Linked DNA regions of Homo sapiens: region 2 is linked to region 1. A link is an interaction called in ENCODE POLR2A ChIA-PET data of the cell type or tissue named here. Cell type or tissue: PC-9. All regions are shown on one strand.

Region 1 (4,000 bases):
TTCATGACCATTAAACCCCTGTGAAGAGGGACAGAACACCTTCTAAGCAGAAAGAGCTCAATTGACTGTAGATAACACCCTTCAGTAAGATAGGACATCCTCTGGAGAGATACAGTTTATCACACCATACACGACACCCTACTGGAAAATAGAACATCTTTGGAATGTGAGGGACAGACACCCTTAAGATAGCAAAGACCATCAGTCAATAGGGCTTTAAGACTTTATCTCTAAACCACGCCCCTCTGGGAGACAGGAAAACGTCCCCAGGTGTCAGAAACACCTGGACTGTAATGTTAACACCTTTGAGGGTCTTGCAATGCCCAATCAGAGGGTGGGGAGGACCCCCCAAGGAGAGCTCTGATGCTCTTGGGGCTGGGGTTGGGGGGGCCAGGACCCATTGCCTTGTGCATCCCACACACCGGTAGGAATGGGAACAGCACCCGTCTGACTGTTTAGAACACCCTCAGCACCCCCCACCCCCAGAAGACACCGTCTTGATTTCTGGAACACCTCTGGGGGCTGTGCATTTTGGAGTAATTTATGCTCCCTCTCTGAGTCCTAGGGTTCGGGAGGATTTGTGAAAAGGAGACCAGAGCGTGCAGCGCTGTGTAAGGCACATAGTAGGTGCTCAGTGAAAGAGACCCCTCACTGCACAGCACGCCCGCGGCCGGCAGGGGCACACGTTCCCTCGTTAGCAGTGTTGCCAACTCTGCCTACTTGGCTGAAGGAAGCGTCTCACAGGAGGGGGATCGTTAAGCTGTACTTAACATCCCCAGGGAGGCTGCAGCAGCAGAAGACTGTAGTTAATACCCCACTGAGAGAGGACGCCCTCAGGGTGTTTAATGCCCCCTAGGAGAGAGGGAGACAGAGAGAGGGAGCAGGAGAATACCCTCACCAGCCTCTAACACCCAGTGGACTGAATTTATTACCCGTGAAGGAGAGAGCATACCTCTGGGGTCTGTAATATCCTCTAGACTCTTGAAACCCCCAAGAGCAAGAGGACCCCTCCGTGAGGGCTATCGGCTCTCTCGAGATTGCTTTTAACAAAGATGCCTCCTGGTGCAGCTGAAACCACTAAAGGTGACAGAGGGTGAAACCAGGAGCCCCCCACCCCAAGATTCCATCTCCTTAACTCTCTCCCCACCACTGCAGCCCTCCTGGAACCACAGGAACAAAAGGGAAGGTGGGGGTGGTGTGGGTAGGGGAGGTTGAATGGGGCCCAAATCCCAGCATGTCAATAGTCATGACAAGGACCATTTAATGGGATGTGCCTGGCAGTGGCCTAAACTCTATACACAGATTAACTCAAGCAAGTCTCACGGCACAACTCTAAGAGGTAGATGCTGTTATAAGCGTCACCCCCACTTTTACTGATGAGGAAACTGAGGCACAGAATCACTTGCCGGCTGTCACACAGCTAGTTAGTATTGGAAGGGGACCTGGAGCCAAGCAGCCTGGCCGAGGGGTCTGTGTTCTTAACCACCAGGCCACCCTGCCCTCCCCGCTGCCCCCATATTAGACTAGGAGCTTGCGCAGACAAGCGCCCTGCCTGCACGGCTCTGCGTCCTCCCAGAGCAGGGCCCACCCTACCACTGTGTCCTCTGGCTCAGTATGACCGCCCACCATCCCCGATCCCTCGGGGCTTGAGGCTCCCTGTGGGCAGGGCCTGTGCCTGATTCATCTCTGGGTCCCTGCTGAGGGCAAAGCCTAGCCCACAGGGCCTGGGGAGGAGGCAGGGAGGGAGGGAGAGGGGAGGAGGGAGGCAGGGAGAGGACGTTAAAGAGAGCAGGGAGGGAGGTGAGGAGAAAGCAGGCAGAGAGGGGCTGGGGAGAAGGACGGGGAGTCCCCGGGGAGCCGGGCCTGGAGCTGGGCCAAGCCACACTGCTGTGGATGTTGGGGAGAGCAGAGGGAATGGGGGAGTCCAGTCAGCTGGGAGAGGGGTGCAAACAAACAGCATGGCCACCCCTCCCTCACCCCACCCCTATCCCGGGTGGGAGAAGATGGACCGAGATGGGCCTGGAAGGTGAAGGATGAAGGCCCGGGACGAACAAGATGCAAGGAGGGCAGACAGACACAGGACAGATGGGAGCCAGGAGAGCACGGGGAGGCAGCCAGCCAGGGTGTGTGCCTGGGGGCGGGAATTCAGACAGACAGACAAGGGTGAGGGAAAGGATGGGCGAGGGTGTTGGAAGACTGGAGACAGATGTGGGGGCTGGTCCAGGAAAAGGACAGACAAACTTAGGGCTTGGGGCTGGGGCAGGAGGGACAGACAGACAGAAGGGGAGAGTGGCCAGGAAGGAGGGGAGGATGGACACAGGGCGTCTGCAGAATTGGTGGGCAGATGGACGGAGGGACGGGCCGTGCAGTGCAGCCGGCGGGGCCAGGGCCAGGCCGAGGGCGCGAGGTGGCAGCCGGCCCGGGGAGGCGGAGGCTGAGCGAGCGGTGGTGTTTGTGGAGCTGTCGGCTGCGGTGGAATTATGAAAAATAGCAGGCATCGGAGCCGGCCTTCAGCTTCGATTAGGGGAGATGGGACATGACAGGTGCGATCAATACGCAGCCGTTCTATAAAGTGTCAAGTAATGAATCAATTTCGACTAAATTTTCCATTTTTCAGAGGCCGTTCTCCGAGAGAAGAATATCCTCTTTTGTAAAGATATTATTATCGATTTCGGCGGCAATTTGACATCAGGGGTAGTTAATTCCACTCAGAATAAAATTGAAAACACTTGAGAGAGAAAAGAGAGAGGCGAAGAGTGAGACAGAGAGGGAAAGAGGGGGAGGGAGGGAGGGGCTGGGAGAGAGAGATGGATGGACAGAGAGACAGAGACAGGGAGACAGGAACAGACAGTGAGAGAGACGAGAGAGAGAAGAGAGATGCAGAGATGCAGAGACATGAAGAGAAACTTGGAGACTGCAAAGCCTAGAGTTATAGAGAGACACAGGGACATTCAGAGAGACTCAGAGAGCAGAGACACCCTAAGAAAGGGCGACAGAGAGACAAATTGAGAGTGGCTCAGAGAGAAAATCCCAGATGTTACTAACTGGCTACAGAGAAGCAAAGAAATGGACAAAGACAATTCAGAGAAAAAGACAGATGGAGGACTGGGCAGCAGAAACTGATGACACAGACAGACAGACAGACACACAGAAGTGAGAGGCTGAGAAACAGGAACTTAGGGAACTGGGGAGAGGGGCTGAAGGGTGTGCGGAGCATGAGCAACAGAGAAAAGCGAGCCTGGCAGAGGAGAGGCCAGAGAGGCAGAGTGGAGGGGTGGGGGGCAGAGGGTAGGAGAGGGGCCAAGAGGCTGAGAACCTGCCAGGAAGTGGGGAGGAAGGGGCAAGGGTGCCAGGAGAAGGGCAGAGGCTGAGGGTTTGGGGCTGAGGGCCAATCTGGAGATGAGAGTTTGGGGAGATCCTCCTGTCCTATCTACGCTGTCCCCAAAGTCAGTTGCCCTGAATGGGCAGAAGCTCAGCGTGTGTGTGTGTGTGTGTGTGTGTGTGTGTGTCCCTGAGATCTGGTGTGCATGTGTGTTGGCTGGTGTCTGTGTGTCCTTGCATGTTGACTGAATCCCATATCCCATTAGACGTTTGTGTTTCCTGGACACACACACAATCTGTTTGTGTCCCTGTCCGTGTGCCTGCACATGCTGTGGGTCCCTGGTCTCCCAGTCCCTTGGGTCTCAGCTGCAGGCAATGGTGACAACATTTCTGGTTAGTGCCTGTCAGTCCCCAGCTGAAATCTCCATTTATCCCTGAGCAGGTCACAGGCTGCCTGGGAGGAAGAGAGAGGAGGCGGGTAGAGGATAGGACCCCTGGGTTCTGAGAGAGATGACCCAGGACCTGTACTCCTGGGTCTGAGGGAGGATGGTCTCAGATCCTGGGCTCCTGGGTCTGAGGGAGGAGGGGCTGGGGATTGGACCCACTGGGTCTGAGGGAGGAGGAGCTGGGAGCCTGACTCCTGGGTCTGAGACAGGAGGGCCTGGGGGCCTGGACTCCT
Region 2 (4,000 bases), 150 kb before region 1:
AAAAATAGAGTCCCCATATACTTTTCACTCAATTTTCCCAAATATTGTTTTAGATAACCACAGTGCAATCATTAAAATCAATACATAGGCCGGGCGCAGTGGCTCACGTCTGTAATCCCGGCATTTTGGGAGGCCGAAGTGGGAAGATCACCTGAGGTCGCGAGTTCGAGACCAGCCTGACCAACATGGAGAAACCACGTTTACTAAAAATACAAAATTAGCCGGGTGTGGCGGTGCATGCCTGTAATCCCAGCTACTTGGGAGGTTGAGGCAGAAGAATCACTTGAACCCAGAGGGCAGAGGTTGCAATGAGCCGAGATCATGCCATTACACTCCAGCCTGGGCAACAAGAGCAAAACTCTTGTCTCAAAAAATAAATTTAATTTAATTTAAATTTAAAAAATAAAATAAATACATTAATCACTGACATTGTACAATGAATGAATCTGCAGACCTTATTGAAATCTCCTCTATCTCCCCACTAATGTCCTCTTTCTAGACCAGGATCCAATCCAAGATCACACACTGCATCTCATTTTTTGTCCTCTCAGTCTCCTTTAAACTGGTACAGTTCCTCAGAATTTCTTTTGCCTTCATGACCTTAACATTTTTGAAGAGTATTGGAGTTATTTTGTAGAATGACCCTCAGTTTGGGCTTCTATTTTTTACTCATGATTAAACTTAGGTTGTACACGTTAGACAAGAACACCACAGAGGTGATGCTGCACCTTCTCCATCCATCATATTAGGATGTCCTAAGATGTCGATATCTCTGATCACTGGAGACGTTAACTTTGAGCACTGGGCTAAAAGTTCCTCCACTGTAAAATGGCTATTTTCTTTGGAAGCATTTGTAAGTGACCAATACTTGGGCCACATGATGAACCAATCATCTCAGACTCTCTTAGGGGAAGACACAGGCCCTGGTAAGTTTTAAATGCCATATAGGTGACTCTAACCAGCATCTACAGCTTACACCATGAAGATTAGAATCCTGGAAATCAGCTAGGAGGCCATTCCTTGGACCTAACATCCAGTTCCAGACACAATATTTGGCATGGACCCATGATAGGGAAATGGGAAGGCAAAAAAATCTCCTAACTGAGAAATGATGGGTGAGTAGAATGCTACCCAATAAAAAGAGAAGGCAGGACCAGGTGCGGTGGCTCATGCCTGTAATCCCAGCACTTTGGGAGGTCAAGGCAGGCAAATAACTTGAGCTCAGACGTTCAAGACCAGCCTGGGCAACATGGTGAAACCCCATCTTTACCCAAAAAAAAAAAAAAATTGGCCAAGCATGGTAGTACATGGCTGTAGTCCCAGTTACTTACTTGGGAGGTTGGGGTGGGAGGATCACTCAAACCCAGGAGGTTGAGGCTGCAGTGAGCCAAGACTGCACCACTGTGCTCCAGCCTGGGTGACAGAGAAAGACCCTGTCTCAAAAAAAAAAAAAAGAAAAAAGAGAGAGAGACGCAGGACACCAAGTAAAGTGTCCAGCCCTTCTGGACTATTTTCTCTCCAGATCTCAGAGAAACCTGTATTGTAGTGAAAGCACACACCATATAATTTTTTTTTTTTTTTAAGACGGAGTCTCGCCGTGTCGCCCAGGCTGGAGTGCAGTGGTGCGATCTTGGCTCACTGCAAGCTCTGCCTACCGGGTTCACACCATTCTCCTGCCTCAGCCTCCTGAGTAGCTGGGACTACAGGCTCCCACCACCACGCCTGGCCAATTTTTTGTATTTTTAGTAGAGACGGGGTTTCACCGTGTTAGCCAGGGTGGTCTCGATCTCCCGACCTCGTGATCCGCGTGCCTCGGCCTCCCTAAGTGCTGGGATTACAGGCGTGAGCCATGGCGCCTGGCCCACACCATATAATTTTACTATCACAAGCCTGACGTGAGCTCCTGATTGCCACTGACGGGAAGGGAATTATGAATTATGTCATGGAAATATATGACCACATATGCCAAGATGCACACTTCCGGGTATAACTGAATGAAAAATTCACAAAATCCACATCAGAGATACATGACCTCCCCTAAACAACCCTGTTCTCCCCACTTGGTCTTTTGTCCTTAATTTCTTTTGAAGTAAGAGAATAAAGACTGTTATAAATTTCACAAAATAGGAAAGTGTACACATCTCCTGTCACCCGGCTGTTTAAGCAAGAGGACACTGTGCTCAACTTCGTTAGAGTTATTATCTTGAGGTTTTTATAAAGAGATATCATCAGTCCCCTCCTTAGAGGGGCCATCTGATAACATGCAAAAAAATGCCACTGTAACCAAAACCCAGAGGCAGGAAGGACCCTGAGAAGAGCAATCCCTAAGGTATTCACATGCCTGCCATGGTCTGGTGCTGCTGGTACAGGAGGAACTGCTGCTGGCAATAGCTCGAAAAAAAGAGAAGGCAGGGTCAAGTGCAGTGGCTCACGCCTATAATCCCAGCACTTTGGGAGGCTGAGGCCGGCAGAACATCTGAGGTCAGGAGTTCAAGACCAGCCTGGTCAACATGGTGAAACCCCATCTCTACTAAAAATACAAAAATTAGCCAGGCGTGTTGGCAGGTGCCTGTAATCCCAGCTACTTGGGAGGCTGAGGCAGGAGAATCACTTGAACCTGGGAGGCGGAGTTTGCAGTGAGCCAAGATCATGCCACTGCATTCCAGCCTGGGCAATAGAGTGAGATCCTGTCTCAAAAAAAAAAAAAAAAAAAAGATAGAAGGCAGCTCCAACACTCAGGGAGTAGTAAGAAAAGAACTCACTCAACCTTCAATTCTCAATTCTCACACAGCCAACACCCTTCCAGCCTCTCTATGGGGGTCTCACTGGGAGGGCTGGCACATAATTAAATGCCAATACATGGATGAAATAAGTTACAGAAGGGTGGCATCAACTGGGTCAAAAACGGTTGAACATTTCACAAAACAGGAAGGATTTGGGTTAGACCCTGAAAGACTCAGGCTTAGGAAAGCAGACACAAAGAGAAACAGAAGCCAAGGGAACCTAAGTAAAGCATCCAGCCCTCCTGGCCAATTTCCTCCTCAGACCTCAGAGGGACCTTTATTGTAGTGAAAACACATGCCATATAATTTTACTATCCTAAGCCTGAGATGAGCTCCTAATTGCCACTGATGGGAAGGAAATTATGAATCATGTGATAGAAATACACAACGCACGCAAAGATGCACACTTTGCACCACTCTGGATGCACAAAGACACACACAGGCCCCACCGGAGATGCTAGTTTTGAAGAAGGTCCCAGGAGTAAGAGTGGGTTTGCAGATGTTATTTTATTTACTCTTCTCACACACGATATGGGGATATTTCACAAGGAGGATACTGATCCTCAGAAAGGGGAAGTAACTTGCCAAGGTTGTTGGTGGATGTGGGATTAGAACCTCAGTGAGTCTAACACCGGAACCCATGCCACCACCACTACCACCGAGAGACCTGAACAGGGTATGTGTAGGGAACAGGAAGGAGCAGGGAGAGCTGAAGCAGAAAGAAACCATTTTAAAACAGGGAAGTTAGGTAAGCTTGCTAAACAGGGATAATATGTTGCAGGGAAATGAACACTAGACAGACGTTCAAATTTGATCTGATTACAGAAAAGCCACTGAAGGTTTTGAGAGGGCAGAACCAGCCAAAGTGAAACCTTGAGCCAAGACCAAAGAAGGTGGTGAAAAGGGGAGTCTGGATTCCTAAGCTAGAGAGAAGCCGCCAACAACAGTGACAGGACTACGTGATGCATGGAGCAAGAACTAGTCGGAGAGGCTAAAGCTGTGGGTTTAAATACAAAAAGTCATGCAGTAAGGGCATGGCAGGGTGAAGCAAGTTATATTCTTTCTCTGCAGTTCAGTCTCTCTTCATCTATAATCAGGTGCAATGAGAATTAATGTCTAAATGACCCTCAACCCTTGCTACTCAAAGTGTGGCCCACCAACCAAAAGCAACGACATGTCCAAAAGCTCCTTAGAAATGCAGAATCTCAGACCCCATC

What was found. Peaks named below come from ENCODE experiments on the same cell type or tissue, not always from the same donor. Only the 100,000 strongest peaks of a DNase experiment are listed, where the experiment ranks them.
Region 2: POLR2A ChIA-PET joins it to region 1 with 6 read pairs; 2 of 35 experiments call an interaction of 5 or more read pairs at or near these places.

The regions. Positions count from the first base shown.
Region 1 is chr19:41,930,718-41,934,717 of GRCh38, forward strand. No RefSeq gene overlaps it. Among named protein-coding and RNA genes, the nearest start is that of ERFL, 4.3 kb to the left of the region's middle. RefSeq lists an enhancer at 494-1,025. In PC-9, no CTCF peak of the experiment used is centred here; no DNase peak of the experiment used is centred here; H3K27me3 peaks cover 2,464 bases.
Region 2 is chr19:41,781,498-41,785,497 of GRCh38, forward strand. No RefSeq gene overlaps it. Among named protein-coding and RNA genes, the nearest start is that of CEACAM3, 13 kb to the right of the region's middle. In PC-9, no CTCF peak of the experiment used is centred here; a DNase peak (open chromatin) is centred at 2,334; H3K27ac peaks cover 3,727 bases.